3 separate regions of the Homo sapiens genome follow, and regions 1 and 3 are each linked to region 2. A link is an interaction called in ENCODE POLR2A ChIA-PET data of the cell type or tissue named here. Cell type or tissue: MCF 10A. All regions are shown on one strand. Each heading gives the region's core, and the rest is flanking DNA. Links, peaks and the distances in the headings are about the cores only.

Region 1 (10,062 bases), core at 2,514-7,513, 74 kb after region 2:
ACTTGCAAGTAATTTCTGCCAATCTGTCAACTGTTTATTAACCATGTCTATGGTATTTATGATCAGGGATTCTTAACTTTGACAACATATGATTTGTGATATTTGAGACTTTTTTAAGAAATCCTTCTGTGCTCCTAATCTTAATAATATTTTCTTTGTTTAAACTTCAAGTTTCATGTTTTACACTTTGGACTTTAATCCATCTGGACACCCTTTTATTTGTAGTAAAAGGATTTCCATTGTCATCCACGTGGTAAGTCAAATTTCTCAGCACCATCAGTTAAAACTTACAGATAAAATGTTATCCACTTATTTTTGTTGTCATCTTTTATATATATATATATATATATATATCACCTGCTCAGGTATGCATATAACTCCCTGAGAATGTTCCTTTCTGTTCCACTGATGTGTTTATTCATTTTGGGGGCCACTGCCATACTGTTTTCACTTCTATGACTTTGTAATATATCTTAACATTTAGTGCAGTACATTGCTCTTTTTTGTTCTTCTTTTCCAAAATTGACCTATTTATGGGCTTTTATATTTTTATATCATATACATTTGTGTGCATTTTTCTAGTCTCTAGATATTTTTAAATCTGTCTGAAATTTAGGTTGTCACTGCATTAAGTTCATAGTTTACTTTGAAGATAATTGGTAACTTTAAATATTAAGACATCTCATTCATAAGCATGGAATATCTTTAAAATTATCAGATGGTTTTTTATGTCCTTTATTAGAGTTTTGACACTTTCCCCCATAGGCTTTATATATTATTTGTTAAGACAATTCCTAGACATTTTAGAGTTCTCATTGCTATTTGAAATAGACTTTCTTTTTCTAGCTGATTTTTGCTGGTATAGTGACTTGCTATCGTTTTGTGGGTTTATTCTGTTTTTCTCATATTTGAATCCTCACCTTATGAGAATAGTACTGTTATCTCATTTTATAGGTGAAGAAGTTAAGAAATTTTCCCAAGATCATTTAGTTAATAAGGAGTGCAGCTAGTGTACAATGCAAATCAGTGTTTCCTATCGCAGGGAGTTTTGGTTGTGTGGAAGGGTAAATAGTGACTGTACACTTAAAACTCTCTTGTACTTGAAGAAGTGCTCAGTTTACAAAATGAAAACTCCACATGCAAATATTTTTCTTTGGCTATTCCTCTACTGACGCCTGCTGACTCCCAGGAACATGGCTAATGCAAGACATGCTGTCCATGGCCCTGCAAATAACAGTACAAAGAGAGAAAAAACACTTCCTTTCCCAATGGGCCATTCTAACACATTCTTCTACCAAGTTGAAACCGGCCCTGTCAAGGCAGCATGATGCTCTGAATAAGGCTTCCCCAGGCTCCCTGGTCGGCTGGCACCTCCTGTCATTTCCCTTGTCATTTTTGCTGAAGCCTAGCCCCAGCCCCCACATTAGCTCCCACTTGGAAGTCTCCTGTCTGGAGCCAGTGAGGTTTGTCTGCTTTCTTGGGTTTGGCTAATAAATTGGGATTGTGGGGTCAGGCAGCAGGGGAACTGGCACCCAGGGAGCCCCTGACACCAATTTTATTAGATTTCTCTTTGCAAGGCCCAGGATGCCATCCCAGCAGGGAGTCCACAGTTGCTCAGTAACCAAGATTTTGTCGTCTCTTGTTTGACAAGGTCATTTTTTACTAGAGGAGGAAAAATCCCACATTAATTATACAAGCAAACTGGGGCCAAGGCCATTAGAGCTGGCCTCCCTCTTCTGTGAGGTGGGGGGAGAAGAGGAGGTTGGTTTCCTCTGTAAGTGGAGAGGAGAGCTGGGAGAGGAGTCTGGACTTCTCAGACCCTCAGTCTCTGAACTGCATATGTGCTGTCTAATTCCTGGTACTCACTAGAATGTATGTTTATCTAAAATAGACTGCAAAGGGACTGAGCAAAGCAACATACAAAGTTATTCCCCACTCATTCATTCTGTCAATATGCTTTTATAAGTCACCTATTAGGCACCAAACACAGAGCTAGGCATTGAGAAAAAAATAGGAAAGAAACGTCATAGCTGCCTTCTTAGTGGTTTTCTCAGTATCGCATGAGGGCTGGTTCTCAATACCCCAGGATTATGCCAAAAAGGTGAGCACACCATCACTCTTTTTCTGAAAGTTGGAAAATGCTTCCATCCTCCTTGGTAAACTCTCATGCCAACTCAGTCCATCCTGAACCATCATGCCATCGTATCATTTTGACATATGATTGTTGTTTTCATTGAATAGGCCGGAGTAACTACGAATTTGAAGCCTACATTTGTTTTCTAAAAACATGATAACAACTGCTTGACTCATAAAGATGGAAACAGAAAATAGAGGCTTTTATTTCAGAGATGGTACTGCTTTGTCCGGGAATCACAGTGAAAGATTCAATTAATCTATGAGCATGTATATCAATGTTTATTGGAATGAAGTGGACAGGTTTCCTGTATCCCTTACCTACATATCTCCATTCACCATCTTACTCTATGATTTACTTTATAATTGGAGCCAGTCCCTCATCTTCCGTCTTCTTTCACAGCTCAGCTAGGCTTTCTGATCTGAAGTCTCTGGGAAGCTCGTGTTTTCCTGTGTGCAGATGCTCCAGTAGCTACAACCTTCACACACTGGTTGTCTTCCACCTCCTGAAAAATTTACCTTGATACACTAGATTACTTCATGTCTTCTCAATAAAAAAGCCTCTCTTCTGCCTGTTTCTATCTCCTGCTAGACTTCCTCCTCCTGAGGTGAAACTCATTATGTTTTGTACCACCTTCTCCTCCTGAATCTAAACCCATCATGTTTTCTACCACTTCCTCCTTCTGAGTCTAAACCCATCATGTTTTCTGTCACTGTTCCCAAAGCACTCTTGACACAGAGCAGTAAAACAGCACTGGCAAAGAGCATGTTCCCCACAGCATCTGCAGAAAAATGTTCCAGAACCTCAGTATGACACCATGGCTCTAGGATCTGAGTTTGTTTCCAAATTCTGCCACTTCTGAACTGGATGACAATTAGCAAGTAACTTAATCTCTCTGAATGTTTTAATCTTTATCTACAAAGTGTAGATGGAAATAAAACCTCTCATAAGGAGGCTGTGAGGCCTAAGTGAGATGTAAAATGGTGACTTATTGTCATCAATAGTATTGTTACACTAAAAAGCCCTCTTCCTCTCTTGCTTTCAGCAGATAACCTGAGAACCTGCATTTATACGAAGGTAAAGGCCATCTGGTATGAATGGAGCATCTCCGTCTTCTCTCATTCTCAATGTTCATGGAGGTATCCCCTCACTATCACAATTTCTCTACATTGTCACCATTTTTCTTTCTTCTGGCTTGGTATTTTTTTTCTTCTTTTTGCTTTAAGGCCTCCCCAGTTAGCTTCCTGTCTACATCTCCAGGTCTGCCTGGAACTCTTTTGTGAACATTCCATAAAGCCATTGCTCACACACTTCCCCAGCCTCAAATGTCACCTCACTCTCTTGCTTTCCTTAGTTATACTTTTCAATCCATTTGAATTCTTCCAAAAAGGCTTTGTCTGCTGAACCTTCCTGTATTATCCATCACTGTGTACCAAATTACCACAAATATAATGGACTAACACAACATGCATTTATCATCTTGTAATTTCTGTGGGTCAGCAACGAGGGCACAGTTTACATGGGCTGTCTGGTTCAGGGTGTCTCAAAGTATAACTGAAACCGTCAGCCAGGGTTGAGGTCTCATCTGAAGGCTGCACTGTGAAGGATCTGCTTCTAACCTCATGGAGTTGATGGCGAAACTCAGTTCTTTAATGGCTGTGGGGCTGAGAGCCTCAGTTTCTCCTTGGCTGTAGTCTGCCCTCATTTCCTTGCCAGGTAGGCCTTCCCAACATGGATGCTTGCTTCTTCAAAGCCAGTGAGAGTCTACTAACAAGATGGAATTCACAACTTTACATAACCTAACCATAGACGTGGCAGCCTATAAGTATTGCTGTATTGTATTGGCTAGAGGAAAGTCACAGGTTCTGCCCACACTCAAGGGGAGAAGGTTACATAATGACGTGAATACCAGGAGGTGGGGATCATAGTGCCCTCTTAGAAGCTGCCCACCATATCCTTTTTGTTAAATTATTTCCTTAATCCATAAGCTATTTTTAACTACTCCATAATAGCATATGGAAGAAACTGAAAGAGTGATAAGATACGGCCATTTCTCTTCAGTTATAAAGGAAATGGACAATGCAAGGAAGTATGAGGTAAAAATCTCTAAACTTGCTGCAAAGTGTTCATCCCCTCAGTTCAGAGGAGAGAGAGAAGACCTGAGGTTGGGGTTCTTGTGAAAAGCTTAATGAAGGCAGCAACATTGGAAACTGTAGGTGATACTTGGAGGACAGGCAGAACTCAAAAGAGCAAAATTGGTAGATAGGGAAGAGGCACATTCTAGGTGATGGCAAATCCAAGAGAGATGAAGGTGTAGGAGATGGGCAGAAAATAGAAACTATTAGATTGCTGCAAAAGTCATTGTGGTTTTTGACATTGAAATTAAAGGCAAAAACCACAATGACTTTTGCACCAACCTAATGGTTTACTGTACTATAAACCCCCATAAATAATGGAAAGCAAAGGTGAAAACAAGAACAGGTCAAAATGGGTGGCTGGAGATGCTGTGGCCATCAGAATCAGCCAGACAAAGACCAGGACTGTCTTATCTTCTCTATCCTGAGCTCTCAGTACAAGTGCTGGATACACCTGAACAAATAAACCAACTGGGAAATGCATTTTGAAATCAGGATTACTAACCAAGAGGATTGCAATTGTCCTGTAAGAGGGAATCACTGGGACAACATTGGGCCACTGCAAACTAAATCTGTGACTCAGTTTCCTATTCTGAAAGTGAGAAAAATAATAGAGCCTATCTGACAGGGTTATTGGAAGAACTGAATGAGGTAGGACTTTAAAAGTGTTTGGATAAGGCCTTACATGAAGTAAGTTCAAAATAGCTGTTAACTATTATTTATTATTGTTATTCATAATCTACTTCACCTGGGTTTGCCGTCTTTGGCTCACAGCCTGGAGTTTCTTTGCTGTTCTCTGTCTTTCCTGGCTCAGAAACACAGTGAGTTTCTCTTTCCTGCTGACCCTGGGATACCCCCCAAGGCTTCTCTGAAGGTCCTGCCTTTGTGCCTGAGTCTCTGCTTCTGATGTGGTTCTGCAGAAGCAAACTAGAGCATCCCCAGCCTCGTGGACACCTCCATGCTGAGCTCAGCGCTGAGCTTTGAGGGTGAGTGACTGACTCCCTGGTCGGCACTTTTATTGTGGTTTCCTGATTGGTTCAGGATGGCTGGGCCTTTGCTACCCCATCCCCAAGTGGATTTCCAGTCCTGCCAGAGGCCAAAAGGAGAGTGACTTAGTCATTAGCTCCTCTGGCAACAGCCTCTGGCAGCAGTTCAAGGCAGCTTAGAAAACAGGGCAACAAGTGGCTGCAATATGTATTTCAAAAGCCTAGCACACAAGAAAAGGAAATGAAAACCAGAAAAAGCAGGGATAGTAATGTCTGAACCTGGAGGCACATCCAGACATGATTGGGCATTGCAGACCATGCTCCCAGGCCCTGGAAGTAAGGGATATGGAAGGGTTGTACCAGTAAGGAGCTGGGTCTGAATGGCAAGGCTGAGGCCCAAAGCCTCTCTTCCCTTCTGACATGTGCAAGGCATTAATGAATGAAGACCCTTTGTGCATCCTAGAAAATGATGTCCAGGTACACCTGGCTTAGGGTTTGTGTCCAGAGCACAAGAAGGGTTCCCTATTCTGTGCCAGTCCCTTGCAGAATTCATCTGATTCAAGCATGTTCAGATTTAGGGCTTTGCTGACCAGAATCTTTAGAATTCAGCCTCTACCAGAGAATGGATACACAGGGAGCAATGATGAATAAGCGAGGGTCTCTTCCATCGATTCCATCTTAGGTCATCTAACTCTTACAACACAAAGTGGGTGTTTTTATTGACTCCATTTCACATATGTTGGTGGAAACTAAGGCACAGAGATGTTGCATAACTATTGAATTAATGTCTTTCTTATTTGTCTTCTGCCTATCTAATCAGAACAGAAGTTTCTTGAGGACTGAGACTGTCTTTCTTTTTCATCACTTTATTGCAGGTGTCTAAAACGGTCCCTGGAATGGATCAGATGCTTAAAAAAACAGACTTAATGAGTGAACTTTACCAAAGATCAGAGATTTTGAACAATGCACCCCCAACTCTTAGTATCTACACTAAGTGTTCTCTGATTGGGTGTGATCTGATGAAGATTGTAGTGTTGGCAGGGTCTGGGGCAAGAGAGGAGGGGGAATGTGGTACACGATCACATTTACCAGTTAACGCTCAACTTCAGGAGCTCATAAGAAAGCCTTTATAAAAAGTGAGATGATGGTGTTTACAGTTTGAATGTGGGAATGATCCATCCTTCCTTGAGGACATGACCTTCCTTGGGTTGATCTTAGAACTAAGGGAGATGGTTCCTGCCCATCACTCCAGCCTAATTTTGTACCACCATCACTTCCTGCCTGCCTGCCTTATTTTCCTTCTCATGTTCTAGTGTCAAAGATTTGGGTGGGTAAAGAATAAGATGTGGGGGTAAAATCTAAGCATATCAAAACAATAGTTACTGACTTCAGACACTCTTCTTTACCTCATGCTATTCTTTTTGCTTCCTCTAGAAAAAGGCCAATATTTGGGAGCCTCAAGCCCCTCCCAGTTGTGCTAAAAGGACTCCAACTTTACAGCCAACAACATTTATTGCAGGGAAAATGACTAATGGGAAATACAACTGAGGCCAAATCCTAAAAGCCAAAGCTGGTTCTCACTCAAGAAAAATAAACAAATCACATTAGGCAGGGCACAACCCTGAAAACAAACTTTCATGAGAAAGAAGTTGTCAGTGGGTAAATAGTATAAGGCCTCCTGCAATGAAAGCCTCATCTGATCTTCATAAGGGTTTGTCTTTCTCCGCAGAGAGGCTACCGAGTTCCATTCTCAGTGTCTAGATCTTGGGGTACACACATATGCCACCTAGAGGGCAGGGTGATCCTTCAAGAAAGGGAAACAGTGCTGCCTTCTCTACAAAGCTGGATGGTGGCATGGATCAGGTCTGAGAGCACATGAGGGGCCCTGAATTCTCCCAGCACTCTCTGTTGCAGGTGATGGAAATTCAACTCAGTGAAGCTGCGACAGACCTCGCCTTTGCGACACTCATGTCTCTTCACCCTCACCTCAGTCCACACTAGCCCAACTTAAATTGGCCAGCCCTGCATTTCGTTGCCTGAGGGCTTCCTCTGGTTCTACGAGCCCATGCTGCCACCCACCCACAAGGCAGCCAGAACTTCCAGGAATTGATGTCTCCTGGGATCACAACTCAATAACTGACTAAAGGGCATAGTACATAGATACCCCCAACCCCTCTCTCCACAGGTGGGATAATCTGCAGACACATTTTTATACTGGCTCCTAAGGTTTCCCAAAGAGATTACGCTCCAATTATGTATTGTGGTTACTGCCTGGATAAGAAGACTTTTAGTGACTGTCTTCTGTTCCTTGTTTTGCTTCTCTTCTTTCATACTATTATATCCTAGTATTATCTCTAAGATAAAGAACTTGCACTTAAATCCTTGTCTCAAGGTCTGCTTCTGGGGAAACCAAACTGAGATACTGGTTTAAGAACATAATGGAATTGTTTGGCCTATATAACAAGGAAGTTCATGTTAGTTTCAGGAATGGCTCAATTGAGATTCTCAAGTATATTTGTTATCTTTCAAGTGTGGCTCAGTCCAGACCCTTTACCATCATCATCTTCACCATGAAACTAGAAGAGATGCTCACTGTTAGCCCCCGACATATTTTTATAGCTCAGCAAACCAAAACAAAGTATTTCTATAAAAATATATATTACATATTTTTAATAATATATATATTTCTATGCTAGACATAGAAATATAGATATATAGAAATATATAAAATATTTATTTTTATAGAAATACTGTTATATAAAAGTATTTTATATATAAAAACAAAGTATTTGAATATACATTATGTATTTTAATATATGATATATATTTCTATATAATATATAATTATATATAATATACAGAAATATATAGAATACATGTAGAAATATATAGATAATATATATATTTTCTATATATAATATGTAAATAATATATAGAGAAAATAGAAAATATGTATTTTCTCTATATATATTCTATATATATTTCTCTATATATTCTAACATATAAATATAATTTAAATATTAATAAATATATAGAGAGAAAAGTGTATATTTCTATAGATAAAATATTTTTATCTATAAAATATGTGTATTATATATAGAAAAGATATATATCTCTATATAAATATTTTTATGTGCCTGCATATATATATGCATCATTTCCAGAGAAGAATTTTGGTGGGTTCTGTGGTTATCTGTCCATCCTGCTGCAAGGGAGTGGAAGAATGACATCAATAGTCCCATGAAAAATATTTGCAATAAGGGGAAATGGTTTCACCTAGGAAATTTCAAACTAACTAACTGCAAATAAACAAAAAAGTAATACAACCAGCAAGATTTTATCCACCAAGGTCTTTGTCATGATCTTGTGAAAAGAAGCCTAGGTTGTTAACATAATGGCCTTTATTTACACTCCTTTACCTTCATTTCACCAAGCTCAAAGCAAATACTGCTAATCATTCATGATACTCCCTGTTTAGCCCAGATGTGCCTTCAAAACATTCCCAGCAGTGCCCAGCCATCTCCTTACCTCTCAAACCATCTATCTTCCATTAGTCCCAACACAGCTATCAGATCCACACTCTGCTGATGTCTTACATTCTCAGCCTCCCTTTTCCACGTGTGGTCCTCACCTAGAATGGGTAGATGACACAGCAACTTACATAATGTAGTTAAGGGACAGTGAAATAGTCTTGTGAAGCCCCAATATCACTTTCATTGTCTGTCATTTTGCTTCCATCTCTCCAATTAAATTGGCTATTTAAAAATGGGGTTAAATGGAATTCAAATCCTGGTTCTTGCATTGAAGTCTCATTGAATTTAAAAAGTCATTTAGCCTCTTCGACCTTACTTATTTTAAAATGTGAGTAATAATCTCAGTCATCTTCCCTGATGCCCCCCTACTTGGAGTATCTCAGTATCTTGGGAAAATTCCAAGGTAATCATTCTTGGTTCTTTATTACACGAATATACATAATATAGAATGCAGATAATGGGTACATGTGCTACCTCTTCCATCTGCTCTCCATGATTGACACGGCTGATCAATAATAACACCCTCTCTTAATGAATTCAAAGAAATGCTCATATTTTTCTCAGCATAGGTTCTTGCCTCAGTACTAGAGAAAGATTAGTCGTAGAATAAACAATGTTCTGGTCTCCCCTAACAAATCTTAAAACACAAAATTCTAGAGAACCAGTTTTCAAGTAACCTTATTCAGAACAAAGGTTAAGAACATGCACACACACACACATGCAAGCATCAAACATCCAAAAATGCAAACTTCACAATATCTGGTACACAATCAAGAATTACCAAGTATGCAAACAAAAACTAAAATAATAAGAAAAAAATCAATAAATTAAAACTTCCCAGTATCAGCACAGATATTAAAATTAGTAAGCAAGGACATTGGATGTATAATTTTTCTCATATGTTTAAAAATTAAGTAGAGACAGGACAAATATAAATATAAACCAAAATATTATTGGTAAAATGTAAAATGTTTGAGAGAAAGATCTATGATGTATGTAGCTTAGATATAACTGGAAGAAACATTAGTAAACTTGAAGACATGGTAATAGAAATGATGCAAAATCAAATACTTTAAAAAAGTAAAAAAGAAATGGAGAAAAGCATTAGTGATCTATAGGACGATTTTAAGAGATCTAATATACACTAAATTGGAATACCCAAAAGAGGAGAAGAAAACAAAAATTGAGGAAACAGTTGCCCAAATGTTTCCAAGTTAGATTAAAACTATAAATATGTAGATTTGAAAAGCCCTATAAACACCAAACATAGAAAA
Region 2 (10,062 bases), core at 2,128-7,127:
TGTTCTTAGTTAGAGAGTTTCTTTTCCCTCTCCTCCCACACTAATTGTGAAGATGCATTTGCTCTGAATCATTAACCCTCTCTGGCTGGGTTGCCCTGGTGACCACTGGCATTTGCAAGGCAGCTGGCTGAGGTCATGGGTCAGGTCCTAACTATAGAAAACACACCCCAGGCCTTTGCCTCCTCAATAATCAAGCTGGTCTTACCAACTGGGAGGGCTAATTGGCCCCATCCTTTGAAATGCGGGCCCTGCATCCCTCAGAGTTAATAAAATACACAGGCCAGTGGTTCCTAAGCCTGGCTCACATCAAAATGACCAGGGAGGAGTTGGGGACATACGAATCCCTGACATCCTCTTGAATCAGGATCTCTTTAAGGAGATTCCGGGAACCTGTATTTTTTAATCTTAAGTTTCACAGGTTATTTGTTATGCAAAGCTAGATTTGGGATCCACTAAAGATAGCCTCCTCCCATCTTCAGTGTCTCAGAGAATAATTAAATGGAATGGGCACTTCAGGTGCTGAGCTGGAAAAAAACATGGAAGGAGAGTCAGTGCACATCGTATCTGAAGTTTATTTCTCAGGAGTGCTTGTGACTGGAAAGAGAGATAACAATAATGGGGGGCAGAGGTATAGTCATGAAGAGGTGACTTAACATTCCTGCCTTGGTAGGAAGGAAGGAGCCACTGCTTCTGGATTCCTCCAGGGCCTACATGCTAAGTGCTGGGAGTACAGAAGAGACTGCCACTGGAGATGCAATGTCAAAGCTTGCATTCCTGAAGAAGGATCCCGTCTGATGGAGGCAGTGGTAACTGGAGCTTCCTGTAACTCCCAGGAGCTCCTGGTATAGCAAAGGAAGGAAGGCAGCTGCTCTTCCAAGGGCTTGACTCTTCTGGTGTAAATGACATCCGTGACTCTTGGTTTCCCTGTTTCCCAGGCTGCAAGGGACCATCTATGGGGGGCAATTGGCAAAAGAGGCTGGCATCATTTTAAGGTTTTTGCCCTGAGCTACTCTGGCAGGCAGCAAAGATGAAGCCCAGACCACATCTTCATCGGCTTGTGGATCTTAGTTTCCCTTAACATGTATGGGTATCCAAAATTATGCTTCTGTCACTGTCACTTTCTAAACTTGAGGTCATATAGAGACTGGCAAGCTGGCCTCATTCAGCATCCCTGCCTATCCCTAAAGCATTAATCTTCAGTCATGGTTATCAAGAGAAAAGTTTTAGCATCCTTCAAGGAACTTCTGTGTTGCTGGTACCTTTTTTCGTAGGCATTAGACTGAGAACCAACCAAGTTCTTACTCCTAATGTATGTTCCTTCTCCTGAAGTCTGGGCAGGTTTGATGGTGGCTGTAACCAACAGGATGCAGCAGAAGTGATGTACTCTAGGTTCGAGGCCCAAGCTGCAAGAGACCAGCAGCTGTCACTTCCTATTTCTGGAAATATACACTCTTGGATACCTGAACAATCATTTAAGAAGTCCAACACCTTGACCTAGAGGTTCAAGACTGCAGTGAGCTATGATCATGCTACTTCCATCCTACCCCTCACCCAACCAAACCACTGCCTGAGTGACAGAGTGAGAACCTATCTCAAAAGAAAACAAAGTCTAATAGCTGTTGGAAGATCACTGGAGAGGCCCTGAGAATATAAAGATGTAAAGCAACCCAGTTAAGTACAGCATTCAAAGAGAACCCATCCTCCCCAAGGTGTCAGGCACATGACCAAAGCCATCTTGGAGCTTTAGACAAAGCCAGTCACCAGCTGAATAAAACCTAGAGACCCCAGCCAGTGCCATAAGGAGCAGAAGAACAGCCCAACTGAACCCTGTTTGAATTCCTAACTCACAAAATCATGAGGTACAATAGATGGTTGTTCAATAAGATGGCTAGGTTCTGGAGCACTTTATTACACAGCAACAGACAACTAGAACAGCACCTGAAAGAGTAAGTGAAGCTCTCCTGAAACGTTGGCTGGTCGTATCCCAAGTAAAATTCATCTCAGAGCTAAAGTATCAGCTGCACTTCACCAGATAACAGCACCAGTATGTCCTGGGAGCAGAGTCCATCAGTTCCCATGCTATGAGACAGATAGCCTACACACACAAAAGGCCTGACGGATCAACCTATTCCATAAAACTGCCTGCTCCAACTCATGTTCACAGTCTCCTTCCTTCCCTAGGAGTAGAGGAGACTTTGAGGAAAGCAGTCAAATACTCCACGGAAAAGAGTTATCCCTGTTCAATGGTTTTTGCTGAAATGGTGTCAAAATAAAGGAAAGTCCCTGGAAGGCCAAGAGGGGTGACTTAGAAAAGTAAAATGCAGTGACTTTTGTTAAGATGACTCAGCTGACCTGATCCTACCCCGCAAAGTAGGCTGGATTTGGGGAAAGAAATGAATCCCTGGAACTCAGAGCTGCGGGTAGAGGATTTCAAACAGAACCATTGCTAAATACAGGTTCCAGCACCAATGTCTCCCAAAGAGAAAGCAGTAGTGTTTTTTTGTTTTTTTGGTGTTTTTTTTTTCAGCTAAATCACACACACATTCCCTCTCTTTCTTCCCCTCTCTCATTGTTCATTAGCCTTCTTATTTGATGAAACCAGAAGCACCTGGATCCCCTAAAACTTCAGTCCCAGAAAGACAAAGGCAAACCCCCAGTCATTAGGTCCAGTGAAAACCAGACCTGTACATGCAAAGAGGAAGTGCCAAGGCAAGGGCCCTGCTAAGATTACGGGCTGTTAATAAGGAAAGACAGAAGCCAGAAGGTTTGATGTACAACTCCACAAGCAGAGGTTAAGGGGAGAGACGGGGCAAGCTCATTTGCAAACTTGGTCCTGTTTCATTAAGTGAGAGCAGAGACAGCCTGTCTCAGTCCAGCAGAGAAGGAACTCATTATCCATGTAGGGAGCAAGAGATAAGAATCTTTTAATAATTGCTGGGAATTTTTTTATTATGATGTGGAATGCCAATTTAGGCCTCTCCTCGCAGGCTGGATACAAACAGCCTCCTTGGGAGTTAAAGCCTCTCCCCCCTACCCAGCTGTGGTCATTAAGGACAAAGAGGAGAGAGACTGATGTTTGCTCTGAGAAAGGCCTGCTGCTCAGGGGTGCCCCGCTGGCTTCAGGAGCCAAGTCTCCACCGGACAACTCTGGCCTGGCTGTCCTGCCACCTCCAGAACTTTCCCAGAGCTGAGGCTTGTCATCCGAGACCCCGTTTCCCTACCTCCGGTTGTCCCTGCCTCTCCTCAAGATGTTCAGAGTATCTGCAAAGGGCTGAGCTGTGATTTCCTTTTGCTTTTAAAAACTTCATGTATAGGATCTAAACAGAAACTTTAGACAAGAAATACTTCCTATTCTAAAGGATTCACTGTCAAAATGAGTATAATGGAAACTAGGCAATTCTATTTAGGTTTTACCAAGACACCCTTGCCTACCAGAGATTGGGCTTGTTGTTTAAAAGGGAGCTTAGCAAAGGATTAGGTGTGTTTCCCAATCTGATGCATTTCTGCATCTCATCCCAATCTGATGAGAAACTGAAAGAGAAAGAGAATTAAAAGGGGAATGCTTTTTTTTATTAATGCAATTTGACCTCACAATTTGCAGAATGATCCAGATGGACGACTCTACCATTTGCAGGCCTCTGGTTGGAAGGCTGTGCAGGCACTGAATTAGAATCCTGTGTCCTGAGGCTGCATTTTCTCAGGCAGTGACTGTAGTTCTCCTCAAAAGCTGAGAAAAAGGGAAATCAAGGCCTAACTAGGCCTGCAAGTTGCTGATCCTCCAGTCATGGGCTGTGTTGGGGGCTCCCCTTTGATCCCACCCAGATGGGCTTTTAGCCTCAGCACTCCAAAGGATTTTCACAAGTGGGTCCTTAATGCTTTCTCCAGCTCGGTTCCTCCCTCTGCCCTGGCTCTGTACGGCCCTTCCCTTTTTTATCCCCTCCTCTCTCCCTGCATCATGCCTGGCAGGGTGGATGCTGAATGACAGTGATGGTGGGTTTTAAGTCTGAGGTGTCAGGGGCAATGAGGAGTCTTTGAGTCAGAAGGGCCTTGCTGTTTCCATCTCCACCAGCTAGGGCACCGTGCCCAGGGCCGGAGGCTCCGGGAGCTATCTGACTGTGAGCTCAGCGCCTGTTCCTTGGCTGGATTTCAGAGAGGCCTGAGGAAGTGAGGGGCGTTGCTGGCTCCCTGGTGGAATCTGTGCTGACAGCTCTCAGGCTTCGGCGGGTTCCTGGTGCACAGCAGACAGCAGCTCCAGGGCAGATGTGGCCGAGCAAGCTGCCCTGGGCCCTGCTAGCCTGCTCGCTGCTGCACTGCTAGTGTTGCCCCAAAAGCAATAACTCTATTAATAATCATCATCATCATCTAACAATCACAGCTACTGGGTATTGGGAGGCAACGGAGTGCTGCCCTGAAGAGCAGATGTCCCCAGGTTTAGTAATGTGTTGGCGACTTCCTAGCAATGTGACATTGGAGGAGTGGTTTAACATCTCTGAGCCTCGGTTTGCCATCTATAAGAATGGGTAAGTGCAGTACCTACCTGTGCTGAAATTCAAAGAGACAGAGAGAAAGCTGGCTGCAATCTAAATGCAGTAAGACACAGCAGGTGCAGGATAGGACAGATGAAGCTATGTGCTGACTATGAAGACACGTGACATGAGCCCAAGCTGCTCCCGCTCCTGTCAGTGAACCCTCCTAAGCCTTAGTTTCCTTAGCTAGTAAATGGGGATAATTATACCTCCCAAAGCTATTGAGAAAATGGAAATAATAGCTGTGAAATCTCCCATGAGGAGAATAAGAAATAAGTCCGGTTAATTTCGAAGAAAAAAAGAGAGGAAAGGGTGGAGTTGCAGGATGAAAGTCCTCCAATTTGACTTTCTAGGACCCATGTTTTTGGTCTCTGTCCAATTCCATGCCCCTAACCACAACTTCTCTCCCACACAGACCTGCTCTAACCTGGCGTGTCTCCACATGGGCATAAACCATTTGCAAAACTACCCAGCTTGTTTCTTCTCTCTGGAACGCGCATCTTTCTCCTTTCCATCAGCTGATCCCTTATATAAACCCCTACGTCACCACCTTCAAAGAGGCTTCCTTGACTGATTTTGAACGCTGCAATGAGCAGTGATTAATATTTTCACATAAAATAGCTTGTTGAGGTTTTACAAAGAGGTAGCACTGGAGGTGGCAGAGGTCTCCTGCTCATTGTGAACCTGAGCCAGAAGCCCTGATTATTGTAGGCTGGCTTCAGGGTTAACATCCAGATTGTTTTGTTGATCTGGTGTCTTTGAACTGAGGAAATTCTCCAATGGTGTGTTCTCAACTCCCATGAACACCAGAGATAAAACGTTGCAAGAGGAGGAGGCTTAGTTTAGGTACTTAGAGATTGAGGAGAAGAGAAAGAAGGCAATTTTCCTGGATCACTCAGGATGCATAACCATAGTATTCAAAATTAAATTTTGGAGACAGTGTTACTACCATCCTCATCTTGTGCACTCCAGACGTACACAAGCTCCTTAATTCCGCAGCCTCCATCCCTGTTTCTGGCTCCCCATATCTTGAGCCCTCTTTCCCGCAATCCTCAAATACCCGACTTCTGTTCTATCTTCAGGCTTCCATTTAAATGACCCTTCCTCCAAGAAGACTCCCTTGAATGCACTATAGAAAGTCAAGCAATCCTCATTATTTTCTCTCCCTACCTCCTATTAAATATTTTTGATAATACGTATTGCAATGCAAAATTATTTTATATTTCATAATTTTTACTGGGTTATATTTTTGTCTCTCCCTGTATAATAAGCATTTCATAATTTATCTTGCTTGTCACCATAGCTATAGTGTCTATAACAGGATTTGGTATCAATGAGTGTTTTTTGAATACATACGTGAGGGTCAAAAGAAGTTCTGAGTGGACTATAGAATGCTTTTCTTGAAGGGCTTCCTGAGAAAAAGAAGTCCATAAACTGCTCAAAGAACCTTGGTGACTTTATCTTTGCTCACTTTGCCTCTGCTTACTACTTTCAACCACAAATAATTGCCCCCAAATCAGGACCAGGGCAAAATTAAGCGTTGATAATGATTACTGATTAATCATGATTCCTTTTGTGCCTGAAAACTCTAAAGAAAGGACTCTGGCTTGGATGGTGAGGTTGCTAAGTATAATTTGGGATTATAGACAAAGTACTGGGCCAAGCCATGTAAGTCTTCCTCATTTTGTGCTTTAAATGGTTGACAACCCAGAGAAGCAAGTCTGCAAACCCTATCAGAGGCAGACACTTTGTAGCCTCTGCTGCAGTCGCTTCGACATAATTCCTCAAGTCATTGCAAGCCCAACCTCAGAGCTCATCATACATAGGCCAACAGGTCAACATCTCCCAGTGCGAGAGGGCACATTTCTATAGTGACTAAGAACTCATGTGTTGAAGTGGGATGGAGTGAACTTTGAATTCTGGCTCCCACACCACACTTGACTTGTGAGACACTGGGCAATTCAGTTAGCCCCTCTACGTAAGACTCAGTTTGGCATCTGCAAAACAGGAATAAAAATGCCTTCCCCATGGGACTTATGTGAAGGGCAAGTGAGTCCATATCTGCGACACACTTTACATACATGAAAGATTAAGGAAAAACTTGCAAACATTATTATCATGTGCTTTGGGATTTTCTTTCCCTACTGCAGGTGTGACTCACTGTGTCGTTATACCCTCTTCTCCTCAGATCTTTCTAGATCTACTTAGGATGAAATCAACAATACCAAATGCTTAGTGCATGGCAGCATGAAAGAGTCACTGCCCTCAAAGAATTGATGCACCAGTGAAGGAGAATGCCACACACAGAGATAATTAGAAAATAATTTGGGATATCTGAAATGAAGGTAAAAAAATGAATGGGGTACCTGGAGGAGTGAGCAATCTCACTTTCTGGGATACTGATATAAAACTTTATGGAAAGAATGACTTTTGAATTGGATGCTAGGTCATAAAAATGACAGGAGAGAGGGCATGTGTAAAGGTATGGAAGTGTACATGGGGGCAGCGTTCTCCAGGGAGCTGAAGATTCTAGTGGGACTGCAGAATGTCTCACAGTAGAGTGGTGACATGCAAGACAAGTCACACAGCTGCACTTTCTTCCAAGGCCCTTGGAAAATTAAAAAAAAAAAAAGTGGGGAGAAGTGGGAAGAGCACTTGCTCAGGTTTGGATTGGAAAGGGGGCAAGAGTGATGGCAGGTGGAACATTCAGGAGGCTGGTACCTTAACCTATTCCAGAGATAATAAGGCCACATCTTCACCAGGGCATTGGGAGCAGAGGGAGAAAGGCTGGGGGATATTCAGAAAGCTGTATGGAAGGACACGTTAACTAGTTGCATTGCAGAAATTTGAGTGATGGCTTCTTAGAGCAACAAACAAGTAAATCTAGTGAACCTCATGAGAATGGACCTGTTCTCATATTCCTGCCAGCTGTTTAACAGTCTCAGGAGGTGTTGAGGAAGTTGACATGAGCCCCTTTCTGTTGCAGCAAACCTGTGAAGATGGAGACAGCTTATGACCAAAAGTATGGGTACCAGAGAGGTCAGGGAGGCAGCCTAAAGGATGAGTCTAGAGCCTGCCTATCATCTTCTCAGAGAATATTGTCTTTAGAACACACCCGTCTCTACCTTTTCCTTTGTTTGTTAATTTGATTTGTCCGTGGCATCACCTTTGAGGTAGGGGTAGTGGGGTCTCAAAACCCAGCATTTTGAGAATTAATAAACATCAAAAATAGCCTCTCCCTGCTGCCTTCTCTCTGGAATTTCAGGCCACAAGTAAGGTCAGTCTGACCACCAAGTGAATAGGCCAGGGGCAATAAGGAGAATGGGCAGAAAGGTGCTCCATAGATAAGGAGAAGCTTTTGCATTTGGGCCCAAGACTTTCAGGATACACTGCATTTTGGAATCCACATCTCCAGTAATTAGCACCAGCACACAGGGACCAGTTCCTAAGGCTGAACTGATTCCCTGATGTCAGAGCACTGGCTCTGCAGGTGGACAGCAGCAGAGTGCTTCTTATACAAGGACTGGGAAGGCTGGGGCAGGAATCCTGCATATGTACAGGGGCAAAAGGAGAGACAGAGAAATAATAAGAGAGTTCCTATGATGGACATAGGACGACACCATCTCCTGTGACCTTAACTTGTCCCAGTGACATTCATATGAGGCAGGGTTGTTACTATCCTCATCATCTTTCCCCTGGATAACTACGGTGAGCTCCTTAGAGGCCCCATTTTTACCTACACAGTGGCCAGGGCTACTCCTACAAACTGTAAGTCAGGTCGTGGAGCTGCTCTTTTCAGACTCCTCGGATGATTTCTCATCCATCTCCTTCAGAATAACATCCAAAGTCCTTATCATGGCTGCCTAGGACACCTGCTCTCGCTCAGCAGGTACCACTCCCTCCTCTCTGCCTATGTTTCAGCCCCTCCAGTCTTCTTGCTGCTTCATCTTTGCATACTGAAAGCACATATCTGCCTCAGGACCTTTGCACATCTGTTTCCTCTGCCTGGAAGCCTCTTCCTGCACAAGTGTGCATAGCTTACTCCCACACTTACTCACATCTCTGCTCAAACATCTCCTCCTCCATAAAGGCTTTAGCTGCTTTAGCTGAAAGAGCACTCCCATTACTCTCTATTGCTTTAGCCTATTTTATTTTTTCCTCATAACCTTTATCACCTGACATATCACATCTTTTGTCTTTGCTTATTATTTTCTTCCTCAACTAGAATAAAAGTTTTATGAAAGCAGGGACTTGTTACTCTTCTCTACTGTATTCTCAGTGTTAAAAATGTGTCTGTTTCCTATGGTGTGCCCAATAAATATTTGCTGAATATAAGAGTGAGTGTAGAAATTGTTATGGGCCAGGATAAATGCCTTTCGGTAATTTAATCCTTCCATTAACTCAATGATGTAGGTTTAATTGTTACTCCTATTTTATGAATGAGGAAATGGAAGTTTTTGGAGGTCGAGTAACTTGCCCAGGGTAGCACTGCTAGTGAGCAGCAGAGTGGGGATTGGAAACCAGGTCGCCCAACTCTCTGGCCCACTAGGTGAGGTGATCTAGAAGAAAATGAAAGTAAATTAAGATCTCCTACCCCTGAAATTACCCAGGTAAAGGATAGTTTCATGCCCAGGTATTTGCAATCTGGCCTCTGCCCAGAGTGAATGATTTGGGGAAAATTAGGATAATGCTTCCAGAGAAGGCAGAGGTGTAGGGACTAAAGAGGAGAGAATGTCGCTTCCCCACTTAACCCCATGCCTGCAGCCTTCTGAGTACCCATGGCTCACTCCTGCAGGCTCAGCCAGCCTCAGCCTCAAAGCCAACACCAGCATCAGGCAAACGATTTCTTTATGACTTGGCAGTGGTATTGGGTCTGCATCATTTCTGATGCCGTTTCTTTCTTGCAGCTATGTCTGGTGTTCACATGGTGAGATTCTCACTTTGTTTCCTTGCTCAGAATCCATGGTTTTCCATAACAAGGCCAACCCAGCACCATTAAGGTATTGCCAAAACACATTTTTCATATGACCTGGCACCTTCTACCTGCTTCCAGACTTTCTTAATACCAACTTGCTACCTGCCCTTTCTCCTGTGCCACCTATTTGTACCTTCCTGGATGCCCACCCTTTGTCTTATTCTCTGTAACTCGCTTCTTTATGTCTTTCTCATTTCCCATCTCTGGATTCCAATAAACACACAGTGCATGATGCCACCCCAGTCCCAGTTTGGATATTTTAATAGAAACTCAAAAACCAATGATTAGATACTGGAAATTTGGCATCATTAACAGAAATTGCAAAGTCTAGGATATTTGGGAATACTAAGGAGGGGCTAATTTAAAATTTAAATTATTTGCACACTTGGAGCCTGCACATATATCTTGGTATTGATCATGGCTCTTTGGAAGCTATTTATGTTTTCAGCACACCTATAAGGCTGAGATTTATACTGCATTTGGTGTTTAACTAGCCTCTTAATGCATCCTGTTGAGCCATAGTATTGGTGGCCGTATTGTAAATTTCAGCCTCAGTGCTGA
Region 3 (10,062 bases), core at 3,058-8,057, 120 kb after region 2:
CAATTTTTCACCATTAAGTATAATATTGGCTTTAGCATTTTTGTAGATGCATTATGTCAAGGAAGTTCCCCTCAGTTATAGTGTGCTTGGAGTTTTTAATGTAAATCAGTGTTGAAAAAAGCAAAAGAATATAAATCAGTGGAAATAAAATTTTATTAAATTTTTACTGACTATATAAGAGCAGAAACTAATGCAATTGCAAACCAAAAACAATAAAGAAAATTAATTAAACCAAAAGCTGACTGTGCGAAAGTCAATAAAATCGATAAATTTCTGGCCAGAAGTTAAATAAAAACAAAAAAAGAGAAGATGCAAAAGACAAATATAAGGAATATAAAAGGGATATCAGTATAAATTCTACATATAAAATAATGTGGGAATATTAAAAACAACTTATGTCTATAAATAAATGAAATGGTAAAATTCGTTAAAAGATACAAACTACTAAAGTTCATTCCAGGAGAAATAGATAAACTGAATAGTCCTAAATCAATTGAAATAATTAATTAATAACTATAAATCTTCCAAGAAAGAAAACTTTAGGACCAGATGATTTCACTGGAAAATTCTATCAAACACTTAAAGAATAAATAATGCCAATTCCACAAATCTCTTTTAGAAAATAGAAGTGGAGATAACACTCCCCAATTCATTTTATGAGGCCAGCATTACCCTAATACTACCAAAGCCATACAAAAGCATTCTAAGAAAGGAAAATCACAGAAAAACATTTCTTGTGAACATACATTTAAAAATCCTCAAAAAAATTACACGTAGAATCTGGCAATATAAAAAGGAGATAATACAAAACAACCGAGTAAGGCTCATCACAGAAATGATGAAATTTATTATATGAACAGATTAAATAAGGAAAACAATATGAGTTTCTTAATATAAGCAGGAAAAAGTTTTCCACATATTCAAAATCTATAATTGATTTTTTTTAACTCAGCAAACTAAAACCAAATGGAAACCTTCTCAACATAATTTAGAGAGGCTACAAATACCTATAGTTTTTCCACTAAAATTAGGCAAAAGACAAGGATGCATGCTTTCTCCACTCCTATTCAAATTCACACTAGAGCACAAGAAAAAATAGAAACTATAAATTTTGGTAAGAAACAGATAAAACTGTCATATTTTCAGACAGTATGTTTGTCTACTCAGAAAATCCCAAATATGCTACATAAAACATACCAAAACTAATAAATGAGTTTAGCAAGTTTTCATGGTCAAATTAAATGTACAAAAATCAATTATGTTTCTGTATTGCAGCGATGAACATTTGGGAATTAAAATTAGAAATTAAAGTTGAAAAAAGAAAAAATGTCCCTAAAACATAAAAAATTGAGGTTAAAGCTGACAAAATATATACAAGATCTGTACACTGGAAACTACAAAATACTGACCAAAGAAGTCAAAGAATACCTATATAAATGAGACCTATTATGTTAATAGACTGGATGACTCAGTGGTATTAAGATGTCAATTGCCCATCTCACAATCTTTATATTCAGTACAATCTCAATCAAAATCACAGCAAGGTATTTTGTAAAAATTGACAAGATGATTCTAAAATTTACATGGTAATGCAAAGAGAATATAATAACCAAAATAATTTTAGAAAAAAGGTCAAAATTGCAGTACTCATACAGGCTAATTTTAAGACTTACTATAAAGCTACAATAACCAGGACATTGTATTATCAATGAAATAATATACTCATAAATTAATGGATCACAAGTAAGTCAGACCAAGACCCATACATATATTGACAATTGATGTTTTTAAACAAAGGTACAAAACTAACAAAATGAAAAAGGTAACGCACCCATGGAAAAATTGCATCATATCCAAAAATATATAAATTGTAATCCATACTTTGCACCACCGGCAAAAAATTAATTGAGAATATATTATAGATGTAAACCTAAAACCTCTACTCATAGAACTTCTAGGAAAAAAATAGGAGATAATCTTTGTGATATTGAGTTAGGCAAAGACATTTTAGATACAACACTAAAAGCACAGCCATTAAAAGGAAAAAATGATAAATAGGACTTTAATTAAAAATAAGAACTTCTGCTCTTCATAAGACCCTGTTACAATAATGAAAAACAAGCCACAAAATAGGAGAAGATACTTTCAAACACATTAATCTAATAAGGTACTTGTATCCAGAATATATAAAGAACTCTTTAAAAAGATAACAAATTTTTAAGTGAGCAAAAGATTTAGGCTGATATTTAACCAACGATGATATGCAAATGGCAAGTAAGTGTGCAATGATGCTCTATATTATTAATCATTAGGATAATGCAAATTAAAACCATAATGAGATACCACTACATACCTCTGAGAATATGGAGGCAGGAGAAGAAAGACAATACTAAATCTTGGCAAAGATACAGTTACTAGAACTTACGTTTTGATTACTGGGATGAGAAATTATATGCCTGCTTTGGAAAATATTTGGATATTTTCCTGTAAATTAAACTACATGCTTACCTTACAACCAATTAACTACACAAATGAAGTGAAAACATAAAAGTGTTAGGCCATTTTTGCATTACTACAATATAAAGAAATACGAGAGACTGAGTAATTTATTTAAAAAAAGAGGTTTAATTGGCTCACAGTTTTGTAGGCTTTACAGGAAGCATAGCGCTGGCATCTGCTCAATTTCTTGGAAGGCCTCAGGAAACTTACAGTTGTGGCAAAAGATGATGAGGGAGCACGCAAGTCACATGAAAAAAGCAGGAGCAAGTGGGGGGTGGGGGAGAGAGAGAGAGAGACAGGGGAGGGGCCACACATTTGAAATTATTCGATCTCATGAGAACTCACTATCACAAAGACAGCACCAAACCATGAGGGACCTTCCCCCATTATCCAAACATCTCCCACCAGGCCCCACCATCACTAGGATTATAATTCCATAATGAGATTTGGGTGGTAACAAATATTCACATTATATTATTCCATCCCTGGCCCCTCCCAAATCTCATGTCCTTCTTACATTGCAAAGTATAATTATGCCTTCTCAACAGTCCTCCAAAGTCTTAACTCATTCCAGCATTAACTCAAAAGTCCAAAGTCTCATTTGAGATGAGGCAAGTCCTTTCCATCTATGAACCTCTAAAATCAAAAACAAGTTATTTGACTCCTAGGATATTTTATCATGCAAGTATAATCACTAGGTAAATATTCCCATTCCAAAAGGGAGACATAGGTCAAAAAGAAAGGGGCTACAGGCCCCACACAAGTTCAAAATCCAACAGGGCAATCATTAAATCTTAAAGTTCCAAAATAAGCTCTTTGACTACATTTCCCACATGCACAGCACAGAGGTACAAGGGGTGCATTCCCAAAGCCCTGGACAGCTCCACTCCGGTTGACTGCTCTCACGGGTTGCTTAGTGCCTGCAGCTTTTTCATGTGTAGGGTGCAAGCTACCAGTGTATCTACCATTCTGGGGTCTGGAGGTCAGTGACTCCCTTCCCACAGCTCCACCAGGCAGTGCCCCAGTGGGGACTTTGTGTGGGGGTTCTAACCCTACATTTCCCCCTCCACACTGCCCTGGTAGAGGTTTTTTGCGAGGTTTTCTGTAGTAGGCTTTTGCCTGGGCACTCAGGCTTTCCCATACATCCTCTGAAATCTAGGCAGAAGTTCCCAAGCCTCACTCATTCTTGCACTCTGTGCACTCATAGGCTTAACGACACATGGGAGCTTCCAGGCTTTTGGCTTGTGCCTTCTGAAACAGTGGCCAGAGCAGTACCAGGGGTCCTCTGAGACAAGGCTGGAGCTAGAACAGCCTGGATGTGGGGAACAATGTCCCAAGGCTGCACAGGGCAGCAGGGCCCTGGACCAAACCCATGAAACCCTTCTTCCTTCCAAGAGGCCTCTCTGCCTGTGTTGGGAATGGCTTCACTGAAGGTCTCTGAAATGCCTTCAGTGTCTTTTTCCCTTGTCTTGGCTATCCATACTTGGCTCCCTGTTAGTTATGGAAATTTATCTACCAAGTGGTTGCTCCACAGCCTGCTTGAATTCCTCTCCTGAAAAATCTTTTTCTTTCTCTGCCACATGTCCAGGCTTCAAATCTTCCAAACTTTTGTGCTCTGCTTCCCTTTTAAGTTCCAACTTTAGATCATTCATTCACTCCCACATATGAGCATAAGTTGTTAGAAGCAGCCAGGTCAAGTCTTGAACACTTTGCTACTTAGAAATTTCTTCTGCCAGATAACCTAACTCACCAATATAAAGTTCAAACTTACAAAGATTCCTAGAGCAAGGGCACTTTATAGCCAAGTTATTTGCTATGGCATAACACGTGACATTTGCTCTAGTCCCCAGTAAGTTCCTCATTTCCATCTGAGACCTCATCAGCCTGGACTCCACTGTCCATATCACTTTCAGCATTTTGGTCACAATCATTTAACGAGTCTCTAAGAAGTTCCAAACTTTCTCTCATCTTCATGTCTTCTGAGCTCTCCAAACTCTTCCAACCTCTGCCTGTTATCCAGTTCCAAAGTTGTTTTCACCTTTTCAAGTATCCTTATAGCAATGATATCCCTGGGTAAGCCCTGGAGATGCTGAGCAGGTGGCAGCCATATGTAGGTGATGCCAGTAGCAATTCCCTCCCTTATCTTCCCAAAGATGAATTCTCAGTCTCTGCAACTAAGTACTGCTTATGGCTAAAGAGGCTTTCAAATGATGTTGGCAAATATCCATCACTTAGGATCTGATCCTTTTCTCTAAGAAACTGGAATATCAGTGGTTTTTATCCTAGGGACTGTGGCTTGAAGGATGATGTAAAACTCCAAAATGACCAGCATTTTTCTCATATGTCTTGCTGTTTGTATATTTTGGGGGGATGGGTAGTGGGTGGATATAGGGTCTTTCTTTCCTTTCTCAATGAGGTCTACGGCAAAGGCTGCTAAGCATTCCTGAAATCTAGCTCCCTTTCTTCTTAGGCACACGGGTAGATTACATCCCTCACCTTCCTTAGCAATTAGGTGCTTCCAGTTCTCGTTAATAAAATTTAGGCCATTAATGCAGATCTCTTTCAGCTTAGCCTATAAAACTCCTATGAGGTTATCTATCCTTCTCTTTCTTCATCTGGTGGGTGAATATTCACACACAGAGCACCCTTGGAATCCACATCCTAAAAATCATAAAATCCCATGGCAGCCTGGGATGCTTAGTAACTAGATGCAGACCTCTTCACCAATTTAACTTGATGTGGATGGGACATATACATATACCATGATAGAACACAGATAATGTATCTGTTAACACTAGCCAGCATTACCATAAATATAGGTTCAAAGACCCAAAAGAGGTAAGAATAAGTGCTAGGTTTTTACACCCCTTCAAAGCTCATGGTCATGCCATACCCAGCCATGACCAGGTTCCCTAAATGTCGAAACCAGCTTGGTTAGGGATACCCTAACTCAGCGGCACTAGAGGAATTAAAGACACACACACAGAAATACAGAGGTGTGAACTGGGAGATCAGGGGTCTCACAGCCTTCAGAGCTGAGAGCCCCGAACAGAGATTTACCCACATATTTATTAACAGCAAGCCAGTCATTAGCATTGTTTCTATAGATATTAAATTAACTAAAAGTATCCTTTATGGGAAATGAAGGGATGGGCCGAATTAAAGGAACAGGTTGGGCTAGTTAACTGCAGCAGGAGCATGTCCTTAAGGCACAGATCACTCATGCTATTGTTTGTGGCTTAAGAATGCCTTTAAGCAGTTTTCTGCCCTGGGCGGGCCAGGTGTTCCTTGCCCTCATTGTGAGGTAAACCCACAACCTTCCAGCATAAGCTTTATGGCCATCATGAACATGTCACAGTGCTGCAGAGATTTTGTTTATGGCCAGTTTTGGGGCCAGTTTATGGCCAGATTTTGGGGGGCTTGCTCCCAACATGTCCCCCTTATTTGATTTGCAAATCAATAAAAGCAAGGGCAGCTTTGTCATGGTGAGCTACTTCTTGCAGGAGTCAGGATCCACATCTGCAGACTACATAAAGACAAACAACATAGATTAAAAGCACAATCATCATTGAAATCACAGAGCTTCCAAGTGTTTTTATTGGGTTACTGGCTGCTAATCTGTCTGCAGCTCCTTTAAGGACTCCAGTTCCTGGCATTAAGGTCAGGTGTGCCTGGGATACTTTAAATATTTGTTCTTTAATTTTGCAATATCCAAAGACAAGTTTGTAGAGTGTCCTTCTAGATGCTTTTTTATTCTTTTCCAAATTTTGATCTCATTAAGTGCATTTAATAGTTTCCACAAATCCTTATGTTAAGCTCCTAGAGTGGGCCATATCATTTGAGGTTGAGGTGCCACTATACCGACATGGTTCCAGATAATAGGAACTCTTGCCATACTTCTATTATTTCTACCATCTGACCGTTTTGTTCAGATTATCTGAACATAGCATGACCGTGGGACGCGGACTGAGAGGAGCAATTCAAGCTAAACATCCCCTTAGGGGACCAGTTAATAATGATTCCATAGGAATTGTTGTGCAGCACCTCTGCCTGTTCTGCAATGCAATCTTCCTAAACAAGTACGTTCATTTTTTCTAACTGGGTCCAATCCTGTTTACAAATAGGTTTTTGAGGGCGGTATGCCTCAATTATAGGAGCAGATTTATTATGGTAAATACTGAGATCAGAAAGCATGTGTAACTGTGACATAGAGTGATTGCATCCAGGCATTGTTGCCAGCCAAGATTGATAAATATACCCAATAAGTATAATCGTTCTCTGTGTCAGTCCTTATTGAAGGAATACTCACAGCAGCGGTGATAACTGCTATCATAGCTACCATTAAATTACTTGTTGTGACTGGTTGTCCCACTTTCCTCAGGTTTTCTTCCGCCATCTGTGGCAGCTTCTTGATCTGTCCCCAGATGAGTGGCTGTGTTTGACATGTGTTGTTTGTGACAGTTGGGGTCCTCCTCAGCATCAGTCTTGACATGGCTGCAACCGGGGAGTACTCGGGATCCTCCCGGAATCTCTTCCTTGGCATCTGGCTCATAATAAGGTTTCAGGTGTCTTGGTGGTATCCAAATCAGCTGTTGATTTTTGCCTGGAGAAATACAAGCATAACCTCTACCCCAAGTTATTATTTTACCTATTTCCTAAGTTTTTGTAATCAGATCTCTCCACCAAATCAGTTGTTCTGCTTCTGTCTTTGCAGCTGGTTTCTGTAGATGCTGTTCAGCTGCTGATAACATCTATCCTTTGGGCAGGCTCAAAAAATTTAAAGTTAATAATGCTAGGTTCAGTTGTATCTGTGGGGTCCCATACTCTCTGTCTCCCCTTTTCTGCTGTTGCAACTGCTGTTTTAGGGAGAGATTCATTCTTTCTACTATGGCTGGTCCTTGAGAATTGTATGGGATACCAGTAATGTGTTTAATATTCTACATAGAGAAAAATGTAGCTAGGGCTTGGCTAGCATAACCTGGGGCATCATCTGTTTTAATAGAAGCTGGAATGCCCTTCACCGCAAAACACTGCAAAAGGTGATGTTTAACACTGGCAGAAGACTCTCCTGTTTGGCATGTAGCCCAGACAAAGTGAGAAAAGGTGTCCACACATACATGTACATAAGCTAGTCTCCCAAATGAAGGAACATGTGTGACATCCATTTGCCAAAGACAGTTAGGTTCCAATCCTTGAGGATTAACTCCTCCTGTAAAAGATGAGGAATGTACCATTTGGCAAGTTGGGCATCACTGGATAATAGCTTTAGCTTCTTTCCAGGTAATGTTGTATCTGCGTTTGAGACCAGAGGCATTAACATGGGTTAAATTGTGAAAGTGTCTAGCATTAGATATTGCATTAGCAACTAGGCGATCGGCCATTTGATTCCCTTCAGTCAAAGGTCCTGGAAGAGGTGTATGAGCCCTAATGTGAGTGATGTAAAAAGGATGCATTGTACTCCTAAATGCTGTTTGCAATTGGGTAAATAAAGTCATCAGTTGTTCATCTGTATGAAATCGTAACTGAGCATTTTCAATTAACTGTGTGGAATAAACCATGTATGAAGAATCAGAAATCACATTAATAGGCATATCAAAAGCAGTCAATACCTCAATTACCGCTACAAGCTCTGCTTTTTGAGCTGAAGTATAGGATGTCTGGAAAACTTTACTTTTTGAGCCAAAATAAGAAGCTTTACCATTACTAGACCCATCTGTAAAACAATGAAAACGCTTAGCAGGCTGCAGGTTGTTTACTGCAGGAATTGTAAATGCAAACCATTTACAATTTTGCTCAGCTAAAGGGGTAGTAAAGAAACAGTCTTTTAAATCTATGACTATTAAAGGCCAATTTTTTGGAATTATAGCAGGAGAAGGCAATCCTGGCTGTAATACTCCCATAGGTTGTATAACTGAACTGATGGCTCTTAGGTCAGTTAACATTCTCCATTTACCTGATTTTTTTCTTAATTACAAAAACTGGAGAATTCCAAGGGGAAAATGTTGGAGCTATGTGCCCATTTTCTGATTGTTCAGTAACTAATACCTAAAGCCTCCAGTTTCTCTTTACTTAGCGGCCATTGCTCTATCCAAATTAGCTTATCTGCTAACCATTTTAAAGGTATAGGTTCTGGAGGCTTAACAATGGCTGCCATCAAAAATGATATCCTAATCTTTGGCAGGAACTTTTTAAACCTTGCAAATTTTTTCTAGTCCCATAACAGGGACATACCCCATTTCATGCATTGTATGTTGACTTTGAGGGCTATATAATTGTTCTGGAATTAGAACTTGTGCTCCCCATTGTTGTAATAAATCTCTTCCCCATAAATTTGTAGGTACAGAAGTTATAATTGGTTGAATAGTCCCAGATTGCCCATCGGGCCCTTCGCAATGCAAAATATAACTACTTTGATCCCACTTCAGGGGCTTTACCAATTCCAACTATGTTAAATTGAGCAGGTTGAATTGGCCACGCGGATGGCCAGTGCTGTAGAGAAATGATTGAAATGTCCACTCCTGTATCTACCAAACCTTTAAATTTCTTTCCCTGCATAGTTATGTCACAGGTAAGACGTTTATCAGTAATTTGATTTACCCAATAAGCTGCTTTGCCTTGTTTATTTGTGCTTCCAAATCCTCTTGTTCATTTAATTTCACTTTTTCCTATTCCCACACATTGCACAGTCAGGAGCTGTGCTATGCGCTCTCCTGGCTCTGCTTTCCAGGGAACAGAAGTAGATATAACAATTTGAATTTCCCCATTATAATCTGAATCAATGACTCCTGTATGTATTTGTATGCCTTTTAAACTTAAAGTAGACTTTCCTAAAAGTAATCCTATTGTCCCTGCTGGCAAGGATCCACAGACTCCTGTTGGGATCTTTTGCGGGGGTTCCCCAGGCAGAAGGCTCACAGCTTTTGTGCAGCATAAATCTACTGCGGCACTACTGGCTGTGGTGGGGGACAGACATTGTACAGGGGTGAGGGAATGGCCTGAGCTGGAAATGCCCCAGTTTAGAATGGGGCCCGGGACAGGCCCCTCGTGGCATTTCCCGAAATCGGGTTCCCATCTTTATCAAACTTAGAGTGACACTGACTAGCCCAGTGTTTTCCTTTTTTACATTTTGGACATATTTCAGGCTCAACAGTTTTCTTTTTTTTCCCCTATCTGGTGGCCTGACTCGCAGAATTTTTCTACATTCTTTTTTAGTATGACCATGCTTCCCACAGTTAAAACAAGCTCCAGGAAATGGAGTATTTCCCTTATCCACTCTCAGTCCTGCCATGGCCTGTACTAGCAGAGTAGCTTTATGCAGATTACCTCCAATATCATCACAGGCCTTGATACAATCAACTAAATGTGCTTTCCCTCTGATAGGTCGCAGAGCAGCCTGGCAATCGGGATTAGCATTGTCGAAAGCTAATAACTGCAACACTATATCCTGAGCAGCCGAATCTGCAATCATCTTTTTAAGAGACTCCTGTAACCGAGCTATAAAATCAATGTATGGTTCTTTTGGTCCCTGTTTTATAGCACTAAAGGAAGGGTATTGTTCTCCAC

The links. ChIA-PET counts read pairs that join two places held together with the same protein. Peaks named below come from ENCODE experiments on the same cell type or tissue, not always from the same donor. Only the 100,000 strongest peaks of a DNase experiment are listed, where the experiment ranks them.
Region 1: POLR2A ChIA-PET joins it to region 2 with 7 read pairs; 2 of 35 experiments call an interaction of 5 or more read pairs at or near these places.
Region 3: POLR2A ChIA-PET joins it to region 2 with 5 read pairs; 2 of 35 experiments call an interaction of 5 or more read pairs at or near these places.

Annotation. Positions count from the first base shown.
Region 1 is chr20:39,770,569-39,780,630 of GRCh38, reverse strand. LOC105372614 (a long non-coding RNA gene) reads right to left here. Exons shown (of 6, transcript XR_936714.3): 5 at 8,784-8,886. Among named protein-coding and RNA genes, the nearest start is that of LINC01370, 230 kb to the left of the region's middle. In MCF 10A, for the core only: no CTCF peak of the experiment used is centred there; a DNase peak (open chromatin) is centred at 5,390.
Region 2 is chr20:39,843,923-39,853,984 of GRCh38, reverse strand. No RefSeq gene overlaps it. Among named protein-coding and RNA genes, the nearest start is that of LINC01370, 160 kb to the left of the region's middle. In MCF 10A, for the core only: no CTCF peak of the experiment used is centred there; a DNase peak (open chromatin) is centred at 4,114.
Region 3 is chr20:39,722,499-39,732,560 of GRCh38, reverse strand. No RefSeq gene overlaps it. Among named protein-coding and RNA genes, the nearest start is that of LINC01370, 280 kb to the left of the region's middle. In MCF 10A, for the core only: no CTCF peak of the experiment used is centred there; no DNase peak of the experiment used is centred there.